2 separate regions of the Mus musculus genome follow, and region 2 is linked to region 1. Evidence: chromatin contacts called from ENCODE Hi-C or POLR2A ChIA-PET data. All regions are on one chromosome and are shown on one strand. Each heading gives the region's core, a stretch centred on a gene start or an enhancer-like site at or near the end of the contact. The rest is flanking DNA. Distances are from core to core; before and after follow the strand shown.

Evidence for each region. Hi-C counts contacts between places; a loop is a spot of excess contacts on that map. ChIA-PET counts read pairs that join two places held with the same protein, here RNA polymerase II (POLR2A).
Region 2: a map of heart shows a loop between it and region 1 (2.1-fold over the local background). The contact joins the promoter of Hnrnpk here to the promoter of Kif27 in region 1. A Hi-C loop is called at or near these places in 2 of 37 maps with a recorded cell type or tissue (both heart). POLR2A ChIA-PET finds 5 or more read pairs at or near these places in 2 of 5 experiments (Patski and embryonic stem cell).

Annotation. Positions count from the first base shown.
Region 1 is chr13:58,350,386-58,358,109 of GRCm38, reverse strand. It overlaps Kif27 (kinesin family member 27), which reads left to right and starts at 3,163. Exons shown (of 17, transcript NM_175214.4): 1 at 3,163-3,545. The coding sequence starts at 3,248.
Region 2 is chr13:58,397,691-58,405,414 of GRCm38, reverse strand. It overlaps Hnrnpk (heterogeneous nuclear ribonucleoprotein K), which reads left to right and starts at 2,903. Exons shown (of 16, transcript NM_025279.3): 1 at 2,903-3,022; 2 at 4,998-5,082; 3 at 5,425-5,522; 4 at 6,203-6,259; 5 at 7,619-7,662. The coding sequence starts at 5,025. Rmi1 (RecQ mediated genome instability 1) reads right to left here and starts at 2,818. Exons shown (of 3, transcript NM_028904.3): 1 at 2,626-2,818.

The DNA.
Region 1 (7,724 bases), core at 1,914-4,413:
TATGTGTGTGTGAGTGTGAATATGTGCAGGTCAGACGACAGTTTACAACTATCAGTTCTTTTCCGTACTATGTGGGGTCCAGAGATTGAGTTCAGATTACCAGGTAGGTGGCCACACGTGCTGTGGTGCTGAGCCCTCTCATTGGCCCAGACAGCGACTTTTGCCTTACTTAGATGACATTAAAAAAAAAAAAAGTGATCTAATCTGTATGACTGTTGTGCAGACTGCATCCCAGAGGGGTTTTGTTTCTTTTAAGAGTGCTTTAGGACGTAAGGGTTTATGATACATACCAGTATTTTGTTGCTGTTACTGAAGATTTGTTAAGAATTATTGAAACTGCCAAGCTGTGCGTGTCTGTCACCTCCCCAACCTCCATTAAAGATAGTTTGTTGACTCTGGGCTATTGAATCCCAAGGGACCTGAGATTTTAGTGACATACAAGATTTTTGTTGTGAGCCTCTTCTGGCTGTTCATTTTTAGTGTAGCTGAGTTTTGTTTTGTTTTTTAAGGTTAGTGGATATTAATTTATCATGGTTACATTTCCAGAGCTGTTATGTGTGGAAGCTCACACCTGTAGTGGCAATGCTGGAGATGTGGAGGCAGCAGGACTGCTCTGAGATCCAAACTAGAGTGAGAAACTGTATAAAACCAAAGTGAATATTTCCATACCAAGTAGTTCAGGAAGTGTTATTTGCTGTCCAACAGCCTTCTAGATTGGTGATAATCTTAAAACCCACTTTTCCAAAGAATCTTTCCCCATCAGACTGGTTGTTTTCACCATGGTCAAGAAACAAGTCCTCTGGAAACCAGAAGAGAAGCCTTAACAGCCAGCCGGATAAACCAGCGCACCACTGACCAAACCAAGGGAGGCCCGAGCCTCACAAAGTCCTCGCTGCTACTCGCTTGAGTTACTGTGAGAACACTGGGCACAAACTGGGTGAAAGGGGGTCATCCCTGGGGACCCATAGAAAGAAAGTTACCAGAAACAGTTGGTACAAAACACTTGTCACCTTGAGAAGGAATAAGAAATAGTTGTAGCCAAATATATGTGACCATGGCACAATGCCAGAATCTAGACCTCTGGGGCGCCTGTAGACAATTATCTTATGGTAGCTGATGTAAGGAATACTCATTCTGTTTTTACCTATTTTTTACACATTGTGTGTGTGTGTGCACATTTATGGAGGTCAGAGGACATCTGTGGATGTCTGTTTTTCCACCATGTGGATTCAGAGATCATACTCAGGTCGTCAGGCTTGGTAGCAAGCGCCTTTATAAACTGAGCCATTTGCTGTCCTGAGAGCCCCACCTTAGTTTTGGGAAGGATGGTTTCCTGCGGAGGGGATCCTGGCCTATCTAAAATGTGGGTGTCAGGCTGAGCAGAGGCAACTTGCATCAATTGCTCTCTTCTGGCTGCGGATAGAACATGGTCAGTGGCTGCAAGCTGCTGCCTAAACTTCCTTCCACGATAGACTGCATTTGTTTGGGCTGTTTTAATCACAGTGCAGGAAAAAATGCTAAGGCATTGTTTAGGAGTAGAAGACACCATTTGCCTGTTGATTTTTCAAAAGTTAGGTTCCCTGCATGCACCGGGCTTGGGAGTGAGTGATGGAGCATGTGTGGAGGTCAGGACAACTTTGTGCAGGCGTTTTTCTCTTTCCACCTTCCCATGCTTCCCAGAGCTTATGTGGGGGAACCCTCTACCTGATGAGCCATTTCTGTAGCCTGTAGTTTTGATTGCTTTTGAACTAATTATTTTAAATTATACTGACACAAATTTCATCATTTAATTCTGATGTTTGTGAGATGAAATGCTATTTTTCAATACCTTCAAGTATAATACAAATAATTTACTTTAAATTTTATGTATTTATAAATTTTCTTTCCCTCCCTCCCTCTTCTCTCTTTCTTTCTTTCTTTCTTTCTTTCTTTCTTTCTTTCTTTCTTTCTTTCTCTCCCTCCCTTTCTTTCCTTCTTTCTTTCTTTCCTTCTTTCTTTCTGTTTTTCAAGACAGCTCTTGCTATCCTGGAACTCACTGTGTAGACCAGGTTGGCCTTAAACTTAGAGATCCACCTGTCTCTGCCTTCCAAGTGCTGGGATTAAAGGTGTGTGCCCCTGCTACCTGGCTAAAATGTATTTATGTATTATGCATATATATTATGTATAGATGTGTGCCTATATACATTTATGTGTACCATGTGTGTGCAGGAACTGGAGTTGCAGGTGGTTGTGAGTTGCCTGATGTGGGTTCAGGGAATTGAACCAGGTCCTCTAGAAGAACAGCCAGTATTCTTAATCTCTGAGCCATCTCAACGCCTTCCCAAGTATTTACTTTTTTTTTTTTCCATTTTTTATTAGGTATTTAACTCATTTACATTTCCAATGCTATACCAAAAGTCCCCCATATCCACCCACCCCCACTCCCCTGCCCACCCACTCCCCCTTTTTGGCCCTGGTGTTCCCCTGTACTGGGGCATATAGAGTTTGCAAGTCCAATGGGCCTCTCTTCCCAGTGATGGCCGACTAGGCCATCTTTTGATATATATGCAGCTAGAGTCAAGAGCTCCGGGGTACTGGTTAGTTCATAATGTTGTTCCACCTATAGGGTTGCAGATCCCTTTAGCTCCTTGGCTACTTTCTCTAGCTCCTCCATTGGGAGCCCTATGATCCATCCATTAGCTGACTGTGAGCATCCACTACTGTGTTTGCTAGGCCCCGGCATAGTCTCACAAGAGACAGCTACATCTGGGTCCTTTCAATACCAAGTATTTACTTTTAACATGTTTATAACTCCTGAGTTATCCCCTCAGCTGGATTTCCTAACTAATTAATTATTTCTAACTGTAATTGTTCATTATTTAGATTAATGAACTAGGAAGCATCACACTCTGGACATAAACAGAGGAATTCTGTGTTTTTATTCTTTAACTTTATAATTAACCAATTCATGGTCCCCAGTCCCCGCAACTATTTTGAAGCAAACCTAAATGCTGAATCTTTTCCTCATTAAATCCCTTAAGCATTTTACTGTCAGGTCAACTTTGTCATACAATTTGTACTGGTAAAGAATCTGTTCAAAATGGCTCTGCTTTGAAACATGAAAGGTTTTTATTGCGTTACTGCAGCTAGTAATTAAACTGTATCTTTTATTTTGATATGCAGGAGTCCAGAGCTTACATAAAATGGATGTTTCTCACATGTTATTGAACACTAAGTGCATAATCTATTAAGTAAAACCCAAGCTGCCATGGAAGAAATACCAATAAAAGTGGCTGTCCGAATCAGACCTCTGCTCTGCAAAGAAGTTCTACATAATCATCAAGTCTGTGTGAGGGATATCCCGAATACCCAGCAGATTATCATTGGGAGAGATAGAGTTTTCACTTTTGATTTTGTTTTTGGCAAAAACTCCACTCAGGATGAAGTTTATAACACATGCATAAAGCCCCTAGTGCTGTCGCTCATCGAGGGCTATAATGCAACTGTTTTTGCATATGGACAAACTGGATCTGGGAAAACATACACCATCGGAGGAGGCCATGTTGGTAAGACTTTCAAACTCTCAGTGTTTTATAGCATGAATCAAGACTTCATTTCTTTTATGACTGAGCACTGGGCTGTTGGTCTGTTTTACTTGGCTTTGCCTTGCCTCCCGACTTAGCTGAGACAAACACTGGTGTACAGCCATCTGTTTGAGTCCATCATAGACCTTAACATTTTAAATCTTGTTTTTTTTTTTATGGTACTGGAAATAGAACTAAGTTGCTGACTAAGCACCACAATACTGAGATACATCACTAGCCTTCTTTTTGCTTTTTTTGTTTGTTTGTTTCAAGGGTAAGAATCCCTCAGCTGCCTACGCTGGGCTTAAACTTACTCTGTAGCCCAGGTTGTCCTTGAAATTAGGATTCCTCCACCTCAGCCCTCATAGAGTTGGGTTTGCACTAGGCCCTCCCCTGTCATTGCCTTTTAAAGTTAATTTTTGAAGGTAACATAAAAGTAATAGGCTTGTTTCCTCATGGCCTCTTCATATAAATATGTCATTATGTTTTCCTCAGTCAAGAGCCTTCCTCACTACCCTCTCTCATGCCGCCATTGTCTTTAGTCAGTTCCACGTCTGCTTCTTACCACATGTTCCGTTGCATTAGTTCCAAACTCCAGAAACTGGAGTTCGAGATAGTTGCCAGTGGATGCTACAGTCAAACTCAGGTCCTCTGGAAAGCAGCAGTGCTCCTAACCACTGAGCCAACTCTCTATCTACCCTGTCGTTTGTTTCTTGATGGTGACCACTCTGACTGGGATGAAATGCAATCTCAATTTTAAAAAGAAATTTATAATTAATTTTATTTCTGTGTGTGTGTGTGTGTGTGTGTGTGCGCGCGCGCGCGCGCATACTTACTTGCATGCACCCACATGTGTGTAGGAGCCCATGCAGTCCAAAAAGAGGGCATTGATCCTCTGAAACTGGAGTTCTAGGTGGTTGTGAGCTGCCATGTAGGTTCTGTGAATCAGACCTGAATCTTTGCAATACCATTAAGTACCCTTAACTGCTGAGCCATCTCCAACGCCCACGCTTTTAAAGGTAGAGTCTCACTGTGCAACCTTAGGTGGCTTCTAACTCACAGAGATTCTCCTGCTTCTGCCTCCAGAGTGCTGGGACTACAGATATGCAACAGCACACTCAGCTCAAGAAATTGTTATTTGTATTTCACTATTGGCTAGAGATGTATACTTTTTCAAATATTTATTGGCTATTTCAAATATCTTTTTAATATTAATTTTATTTTATTGTGATGGGATGTAGAAGACTATTTTCTTACAAGAATATAATGTAATTTGAGTGTATTCTCCCAACATCCTGCTATCCACCACTCTTGTTCTTCTCCCTTCTCATCAATCCTCTTTATCCCCAGACAGTTTCACTTCTCCTTTCATGTCTTCTCTCTATATATGACACTGTGTATCTACATACATATATGACACTGTATGTATAAACCATGTTTGTTATCCATTCCTCTACTGATGGATACCTGGATTGATTCCATAACTTAGCTATTGTAAATAATGCTGCAGTGATCCATGTGCAAGTGTCTCTGGAATCTGTTAACTTGGACTCTGTGGGTTAAACACTCAGAAGTGGTGTGGCTGGGTCACATGGCAGATCTGATTTGCTTCTCAAGGGCCTTGCATTTTTCTGCTCTCCATGATGTTCAGACTAGTTTCATCCCACCAGCAGTTACAGGTCTGTGCTGTTTGCATCCTCGCCAGCATTTGTTGTTGTCTTGATTACTGCTGTTCCAGCAGGGACTTCTTTTGAGAGTGGTCTATTCTGTTCATTAGTCCATTCATTGATGGGATAATTTTTGAGGCTTTTTGTGTATTTTAGATATTAGTACCTATGTGCTGTATAGTTGAGGAAGATACTTTTTAATCCTGTACTCTATAAACTCAAGAAATTGTTTACTTAGCTGTATGATACAAATGTTAATTTTATGTAATCTGTCACTTTGGGGAATAATTTCTATGTCTTAGTTCTTTCTAGAAAAACTATGCCTATGTATATCCTTAAACTTTATTTATTATTGAGGGCGCATGCCATGGCATATGAATGGGGTCAGAGGACAACGTTCAGTGTGGTGTAGGATGACTGAACTTTTGACCCTCTTATTCCACCTCCTGGTGCCCAAGTGCAGATGTGCACCCCGTGTCCAATCCGTGTAGTGTTGGGGCTCGGATCCAGAGCTCCATGCACATCAGCAAACACTCTCCAGTGAACTGCATCCCCAGCCCATGGAAACTGATTTTTAAATTCATGTGCATCAGATATGAAACTGTCCTCTGGGACTGTCTATCCCTTCCCCCACTCTGTCTTAGAGTCATATATTCAGACTTCTACAGCCATTGAGATTCATCGGTTGAGATAATAATCTGTTGAGATAATCCTAAAGTCATCACTCTGCTAAATGCAGTGGTCTGCTCTTACTTCTTACCTCCCTGGACCCATTAGCACACTCTCCACCTGGTTTCCAGTGACGGACCACATTCTTGGTACTTCTCCTATGATGCTGGTCCCTCCTGAGGTGCTCTGGCAAATGAACTAGAATGAGAAGTGCTCTGGAGCTCAGGTGTTGGCTCTCCCCCAGGCACCTTTGTCTTTGAAAACATCTTGTCCTTAGTGGTCACAGCCAGGCTCAGTCCATTACATGCTGTCTGTACACAGATGGCTTCCAGTTATTTCCAGATACTGTTAAAACTCCGAGGACACAGATTCAACTGCCTGATTGTCTTAATAGGTTAGAAGAATGTGCTGCTGTCTCTTCCTCCAACCCACTAGAACCACCAGCAACTGCAGTGACTCTGGGCAAGCCCTGCAGTCGTCTTGACCAGCACTTTCTCTCATGTCACATCCAGTCTGTCAGAAACTTTTCAGTCTGGTTTTTTTTTTTTCCAAGACAGGGTTTCTCTGTAGCCCTGGCTGTCCTGGAACTCACTCTGTAGGCCAGGCTGGCCTCGAACTCAGAAATCCACCTGCCTCTGCCTCCTGAGTGCTGGGATTAAAGGTGTGTGCCACCAACACTGGCTTCAGTCTGATTTTTAAAAGATTATTTTCATGTGTATGAATGTTTTGCCTACATGTATGTGTGTGTATGAGTATGCCTGTTGCCAGTGGAGACCAGAAGAGGGTATTTGATCCCCTGAGATTAGAGTTATAAATGAACCACCACCTGGGTGTTGGCAACTGAACCCGAGTCCTTTGGAAGAGCAGCAAATGCTTTTAATTAATGAGCCATCTCTCCACATCCTCCATCCTTCTGTTCCTTCCCCAACTCCACCACCCCTGTATGATAAGGCCTTACTTTGTAGCTCTGGCTGGCCTCAAACCCTTAATAATCCGTCTCAGCCCCTAAACTGTAAGGTTGTAGGTATGTGATGTCACATGCAGTTGACAGAAAACCTTAATGACTTTTCAACATAAGTGCAGGTTCCATCTTGATACCATATCAGGATCTGTTAAATTTATCTTCCAAATCCCCCAGATACCAGATTGCTACAGGAGCCCCTGAATGGTCTTTCCACCCATACTCCTACAAAAGACAGTAGTGAGGACTGTCCTCCACTAATTTGTAAAAATTCAGACCATAATGTTACTGCTCTCTTTGTGACTCTGACCTCAGCCACAAGGAATCCAAGAGGGCAGCCATCCACAAGGATTTCCATGTTTTTCAGTGTGCCACCCCTCTGACCTCATCTCTTGTCGGTCTGTCCTTGCTCCTGATCCTGGCTGTGCTGACCTTTGACCTTGTTTGTGATCATATCATCTGGTGCTTTAACATGTGTTCTTCCACTCTCAAGTCCTGCCCTTGGCCTTCGTCTTTGAACTTTCAGTCACGGCTTCACACATGCTTTACCCCGCCCTCCACTCACTCTGCTTGTTTTCTTGGATTCATCTGTGTTTGCTTTTGAGATAGCCTTGCTCTGTCCAGGTTGGCTGTGAGTTCTCAGCCCTCATTATCTCAGTGCCCCAGTGGAATTTTAGGAGTCTATCACCATGTGTGGCTAGCATTTTAATATGCCGTATAATTTACAATTTTTATTCATTGTTACTGCATGTTTGTAGAATTCCACGACATTAGGGGATTTTCCCTTTATTTTTTGGTTGTGCCAGAGCCCTAGAATGTTGCATTATATATAGTAAATACTAAACATATTGCTAAGTGGATACA
Region 2 (7,724 bases), core at 1,654-4,153, 48 kb before region 1:
TCTTAAATCAGTAACAAAGATTTATATCCATTTTATGTTTCTATTATTTTCCTTTAAAAAATAAGTTGGGCTAAGAAAGATGGCTTAGCAGGTAAAGGTACCTGCCACTAAATGTAACGATGAGTCTACTCCTATGGTCCAATAGGGTAGAAGAGAACTCTGCACAGGGTTGTCCCACAGGGTTATCCCCTGGCTCCCACTTAGTCACACTACAAAATGTTTAAATAAATAAATAAATAAATAAGCACTTACTTCTAACACCATTTTAACTTGTTAAAGACACTAAGATGACTTTAGAGTTCTGGGAAGGTAATAGACCTTACCTTTTATAGGGATAAAACCGTTATATTACTGTTGACATAAGAAGTAGCCACAAAGCTTGGCTGGTGGCACATGCCTTTATTCCCAGCACTCAGAAGGCAGAGGCAAGCAAATCTCAGGGTTTGAGGACTGCCTGGGTCTACAGAAGAAGTTCCAGCCAGGGGTACACTGAGAAACCCTTATCTTGAGGAAAAAATAAATAAAAATAAAACTAGAGAGAAAATCCCACTTAGGAGTCTCTAACCCAGCTCTGTTCTGTCATCTTGAATATGGTTTCTATCCTCAATACTTTTTAAAACTTTTTTTCATTATATACACATGTGTGGAGGTTAGAGGTCAAGAGAGTAAGGTCTGGTCTTCCCCCATCCTGGAGATGAAATTTACCTTGGCAGCCAACACCTTCACCCACTGCTCCATCTCACCTGTCTGCCCTCTTACCTTAGTTTTGTTTGTTTCTTGAGACAGTTTGACTATGTAGCTCTGGCTGACCTAGAACTCACAGATTCACATCTCTGCTTCCCAGCTGCTATGATCAAAGGCATGAACCATCATAGTTTATTCTACTTTTCAAAAAACTCCCTCACACATAAAACAAAACCCACAATGTATTCAAAGTACTGTAATAAGCATTGAATTGTCAGCACAAAGTGGCAAACAGGACAGAACTCGGGGTATGGTGCCTACAGTATTTCAAATATTTTCTCAGCCAGCTACTGAACTGTTGAAATTATATTAAATCTCACAGCTAAGTCATACTGAATCCAAATTGATACTAAAGCATTAGGTTAATGGTTACCCAGGAGCCACTAAAGGAAACAAAGTGGCATGGGCTTTGTTGTGACACCCAAATCCAGGGCCTCCGCACTCAGTGTGCTACACCACTGAGCTACAGTCTGAGGTTTTAATAAGGAATTGAAAACCTCCAACTCTAAATAGAAAATGAAGGACGGACAAAAGACACTTTGATTACTCAAAGAGAAAACCTAAAAAAGTGAGAGAAGAAAACAAACAGGTATAACTGGGGGGTGGGGGTGGGCGCAAGAACAATCCTGCCATGAAATCTTGAGGAAGCAACTTCTCACTAGAGACTAGTCAAGACAATTTCTGTAGTTTCCTTTAGATTCCCACTTCTCATTTACAAAAAAAGTTGTTAGCGGGGTGGTGGAGGCGGCTATGCAGGCAATAATCTCAGCACTCGGGAGGCAGAGACAGGGGGATCTCTGAGTTCCAGACCAGCCAGGGTTACACGGAGAAACCTTGCCTCGGAAAAAAAAAATGTTGTACTAGAAATACTAACTTGCCGGGCAGTGGTGGCACACGCTTTTACTCCCAGCACTTGGGAGGCAGAGGCATTGGATTTCTGAGTTCGAGGCCAGCCTGGTCTACAGAGTTCCAGGACAGCCAAGACTACACAGAGAAACCCTGTCTCGGAAAAAAAAAAAAAAAAAAGAAAAAGAAAAAAAGAAATACTAACTTTAGCTGGCCATGGTTACGCTTGCCTTTAATCCCTGCTTTGGGAGGACGAGGCAGGTGGATCTCTTGAGAGACCCTCCGGGTCAAAAACCACCATATGAAAAATCTTGAGCCAGGAGTGGGGGCACACGCTTTTAATGCCAGCGTTTGAGAGGCAGCGGCAGGAGATCTACAGGATCCCACGACAGCCAGGGCTACACTAGGCTGTCTCAGAACGAGAGCCCCCTCACCAGATCCTCAAGCCCCAGTCTCTTCTGTCAGTTAGGTAAAGGATGGCTCGACCGCTCTGTAACGGAGCGATTTACAGGGTGCTGGCCGGTGTGCACATTTTGGGATTATTCGAGGGAAAGGTAGGACAGGGTGCGCTCGCACACACGCCTCGCTAACTGGAGGTCACCCCTACAGGCTGACATCCGGACATCAGCCAGAGTCTGGGGACCGTGGAGCTCTGCTGTGAGGATGAGGAGCGAGGCGAGCACCCGCAGTGACCCTCCCTTCCCCTGGTGGGGCAGCCATGGCGGGGCAGTGTGCCTGCGAGCTTTCTCAGGGAGGGTCCCAGGGAGCGCTGCAGCACGGACGCGCGGGCATTCCCTACGCGGCGTTCCCGGGGGGTCTGCATCGCACCGGCCCAACACGGAAGTAAGCCCCGGGCTCCCTGGGAGCGGGCGCCGCTTCCAGCCCTCCCCCGCCCTCCCCGCCGGGGGAGCCGTTAGCACAGCGGGTTTCCCGGGCGCCGCGGAGGGGGCGCAGAGCCCGCAGCGCCGGGGAGGGAGGGGGCGAGCGAGACGCGACAACGGGTAGCTGCGGAACCCGGGCGGAGCACCGACCGACCTGGCCTTCCCGCCTCGCCTCGCCTCGCCTCGCACCGCAGCGTGATCCCAGGGCCGCGCGCCGCTCTCCCTCTCCCGTTCCCAGCTGGGTTCTCTTTTCCCTCTTTCACTTCTTCCCGCCCAATCGGGCGCTCACGGGGCGACCGTCCCTCCTCCAATCGCGCCAAACTCCCTCGGGGCTCGAAAATCCCCCCGCAGTCGCCCCTCCCGGCACACGTGAGCAGCGCCGCTGAAGTCTCGCGAGAGGTCTGTCACTACTCCCCTCCCCCTCACCACAGAGTGCGCGAACGAGAAAGGAGGAGGGCGCTACAGGCGACAGCGCTGCAGACGCCATTATCCTCTGCTTCTCCGCTGCACGGACGTCGCCGTCGTGCTCGTCTCCCACTCGATTGCGGCCTGTAGGTATCTGGGTGGGCTAGGGCTTCGGGGTAGCGAGTCCCCGGAGCGGGTTGGCGCCCCGGGATGGCGGCTTGGGCTATCCCCATGCCCGAGTTTTCTCAGGCCCGCGGCCTTCCAGCCCAAAGGGAGTCGCCGGCGGAAGGCGGGGTTCTCGGCGCCGTAATTGACGCGGCCACGGGCCAATCGCTTCGCGCTCGCACCACCGCCGAAGCCTGGGCAGCCAATGGGGCGCGACGCTGAAGTGGGAGGGGGTTTGTCCTCGTTCTCTGTCTAGCAGTGACCGACCGTCGGAGGCGGCGCGGCCGGGAGGCAACGGCGGACTCGCGCGGTGAGCGGGACGGGCGGGTCGCGCTGGCTGGAGCGGGGTCGGACGCCGTAGTCGGCTGTCCGGGGTGGCGTTCGGGGCGGCCGTGGCCCGCCGGGGAACGTTGCCCGGGTTCCCCTCCCCCCACCGCCGCCATTTCCCCGAGCGTGCCCCTGCGGTTGGCGTGCCGGCGCTAGGTGGCTTGAGGGACCCGGGAAGGAGAGGCCTGTGGGTTTGCGACGCGGGCGCCCCGTGTGGAGGGAGCGCCGGGCCGTCCGGTGGACTCGCGGGTGTGGTGTGTGTGTGTGCGCCCCGGCCGCCCTTTGTCCCTCCACGGCGTGGGCCTCCCTCCTCACCCCACCTCCGGGGTGGGGGGTGCTGCGCGGCGGGGCCGATGGGGCGGCCGCGGCGGCTTTGTCTCGGGTGGTGGGGGAGGTGCGGGGGACGGGCGCTCGCGAGCCCGCGTGCTGGGTGGGGGAGGGGGGTCTCGCGCGACTCCGCCTAGTCGCACGTAGTCGCCATTACGCGGGCCGCCATTTCCTGTCGGATCCGGGTGAGGAGAGGCTCGCCGCTCGGCGACGGTCGCTGGCCGCTGCTTCCAGGCCCGGCCCGTGGGCGGGAGGCGAGCGCGCGCGGTCGGTCTCGCTCGGCGGACCTGTTAACACCAGCGCGCTGTGGGAACAGCGGCCGCGGGACGAGAGGGCTGGCTGGGCCTGTTTGTGTGCGTAGACCCGGCTGATTTGCCTGAATCCATTTACCCCCGCGGCCGGGGGTTTAGCGGAGTGGCCGGCCGATCTCTGCATTTAAAGTGGTCCCCAGAGGGATCGTCATTTGCTGCCGGCGTTTTGGAATAGGAGAAGGCATGAGGGTGATGCCTCGACTTTAAGATCCTGTGTTGGTCCTTGGCTTTGGTAGGACTACGAGTTAACTGGACCAGTTGTGATGGTTTGGTTGCAGTCTTGGAGAGTTGGGTTAGAGGTAAAATTGTTGGGAAATAGCCTTTTTTACGTTGCCTAAAATAATGGTGTTGGTGATTAAAGATTCCGTGGCTTTGCTGAATAATGGTGGTCGTTTCCATCTGGTTCTTTAGATTTCTGTGTCTGAAAGTTCAATGTACCTTGTATTTGCCGCTAAGTTTTTTAAAGTTGGCAGATTTCATTGATTAGTGTTGTCAGTCACGACCAAAGGCGGGGAAAAAATTACTACTAGCCCTACTATAACACTAGTTTTGTGATAAGACGTGGTCTTTTCAAGAATTAGTCTCGTGAACAAAATTATATGTCGACTAGTTTTTCCGTTGTAATGAAATGAAGCAAGTTGCTGAGGACGGAATTACTGGTCCCCCACACCCCTTGCGGGGGGGGGGGGCGCAAGGCTCTGGTGGTGGAGGTGGTTAGGGTGTGCTTCATTGAGACAATCTAGTCTAAAAGAAGTCCATTATGCCTGTCTCTCCTCAATTATAGTTTTTAAAAACAGTTCACTTTTAGGAATATTTTAGTTTCCTCGAATCAGACCTTGTTTTTATATACTACTGTAGCACTAGGATGTCACTTGTGTGTGCTGGAAGCAGAATCCTTTTTTTTTTTTTTTTTTTTTGGAAGATTTTAAGCAAAAGAGTGTTTGCTTTCTGATAAGCCAATGTACTAGCTAGCTTCTTTATTTTTCAACAGATTGGTGGATCCATTTAATTCAAGAAAATGGAGACCGAACAGCCAGAAGAAACCTTCCCCAACACCGAAACCAATGGTGAATTTGGTGAGAAGATACTTTAATTATAACCAATTAGTATTTTCTGTTCTGTTACTTTAATTACCATAAATGTTTTTGATATGTTCTGTTTACCTCTTATATAGTTTCATTTTTTTGTAGTCTTGAGTTTGTCTGTTGGTTTTTATGAAAAGAAGTAACCTTTTCTTGCACAGGTTAAAAAGCAGTACAGTTTTTCCAACCAACATTTTAATCCTTTGAAATACTTATTAAAATAAGGCCTTTGATATTAGGGATATTAGGGAGACAAAGGCAGGGACTTAAAAAGTGGCTTCAATTACCCTTTCTTGGGGGATGTTTCTAATTGAAAATTTAAACTTTAATTTCTAGGTAAACGCCCTGCAGAAGATATGGAAGAGGAGCAAGCCTTTAAAAGATCTAGAAATACTGATGAGATGGTTGAATTGCGCATTTTGCTTCAGAGCAAGGTATAAGCTCTTTAAAATTTGGAGGTTGGTTAGTAGTTAAATATAAATGGATGCTTTTTCACTTTGAACTCTGCTTTGGCTCTGGAAACCTTTCAGAATTTTATAACACGTTGAATAAAAGGTTTTTAAAGGGTTCATTTGTTTTGAGACCCCTCACAGGTGAGGCGGGCCTTGAGCTCTTGATCCTCTGTCTTTGATTACTGGGATTCCGAGTGTGCGCTATCACATTTAGTTGTGGTTCTTAATGATAAGCAGATTTCAGAACTGCCGGTAGTGCTGAAATTTTAATGGTGAAAGCCCTATTACCAGGGTCCACCACAGATCAGCTAGAGAGATGAGTGGAGTAACTGTAGACACAGGTTTTAAGTGTTGGTTGCATCTTATTTCCCCAGGAAACTAGTTTACTTAAGTCTACCCCATCACTTATTTCAAGTCACAATATAAAAGTAGGTACTGTTTAGATTCTGTTTGTTTTTTTACAAGAGGGCACTTGTAATCTGTGCTTTCTAGGAATTTTATATTCATGCCTGGTGTTCTGAATACTCCAAAGACCATAAAACTATTCATCTTGATTTTTTTCTTTCTCAAGATTTTCAGTGCTGTGCAAACATTAGAAGTTAAAAATATAGCTTAAAAATACTAATTTTCTAAATGCAAAATTTTTTTTTTGTCTATTCCAGAATGCTGGAGCAGTGATTGGAAAAGGAGGCAAGAATATTAAGGCTCTCCGTACAGACGTAAGTATTAAACTACTGAACAAGCAAGCACATTCATTGTATGTTTCTAGAATTTTAAAGGTTCACATCTTAGAAATCACTGACTAGCTACAAACCATTTGTAATAATTAATGGTTATGTAAATGACTTCTTTTTTTTTAAAACCCTGATTAAGGTGGAACATAATTAAATCTTTTCATATTTTAATAAAACCCTTCAAATTAATTCATTTCAAATAAGATTAAAACATCTTAATTAGGAATGGAGACAAAGTGTAAAAACCCTTAATTGTATAATTCCTCTTGTATGTGTAAGAGGGATTTAGTCATTTCTGAAAGCCATTGAATATGGCTGATAAAAACTTTATTTCCTTTTTTTTTCTTTTAAATCATCTGTTCCACAGTTTGCAACATGGAGCTCATGCTGACTGATTTCTAAATATGGGTAATGAATAGATTAATCTTGGCAATCAGAACTGTTTGCCTAGGATTTGAGTCTTCATAATTTATAGTGGGTTGACTCTTGTGATTAGACACATTAAATGTTGGCAGCACCAGAAGTGTGTGTGTATTTCTAGAACTGATTACACCAAAATTTATTTTTTTCCCTCATACTATCTACATTTCTTAATGTTTATCTTGGTAAAATTGAGGCAAATAACTTTGAGTACCTAACAGTATTTCATTTCTCTTGGTAACAGATCTTTGTGTTTCTCTTAATAAACTTTAGATTTCGTTGTAATTTTTATAAATCTGCTTATAAGATGTGTTTTATACCTTATGAAACCAAATCAGTCTTAATATTTGGGGGTTTGGTGTGGGAATTTTTGTTTTGTCTTTGAACCTCTTTCCTCTTAATCCAGATGTTCTGTATAATTATCTGGGTTATTTCCCCATTTTCCTCAATTTCAGTAAACTTTTGAGTCATGACAGGTTTTGTGTCTACCCTCACGAGCCAGCCTGCTACTGAAACATTAAAAAACAAAACAAAACCTAGAACCATCATTTAAGGTCCTTAAATGTTAAGAAGCCACGGTCAGGTATAGAGAAGTCCATTATTGTGTTAGTCTTCAGAACAACTTAAGCTTGTTTCATTGAGAGTATGAGTATAGTTTGTATTAAATTAAAATTTATTGCTTTTCCCCCTTTTCCCTCTCCTTGTTTTTTTGGCCATATATCTCCGTTGCCCATGTACTGGATCGACTTACCCCTGCGTTGCCCACCATGACGTTGGCCCATCCGCCCCTGAACGCCCATGTGAAAACCCTGGTTGGCTATGCCCAAAAATGTGCTCGTTGCCAAACGGGTACAATACTTGACAACTTCTGATTGAATGCCCATGCCCAATGCCAACATCCACGAACGCCAATGACCAATGCAGTACAATGCCAGTGTTTCAGTCCCAGACAGCAGTGGCCCCGAGCGGTATGTCCCAACAGTTTATGCCTCACTGCCTGATTAGAAAGAGAGAAATGTATTTTATTACC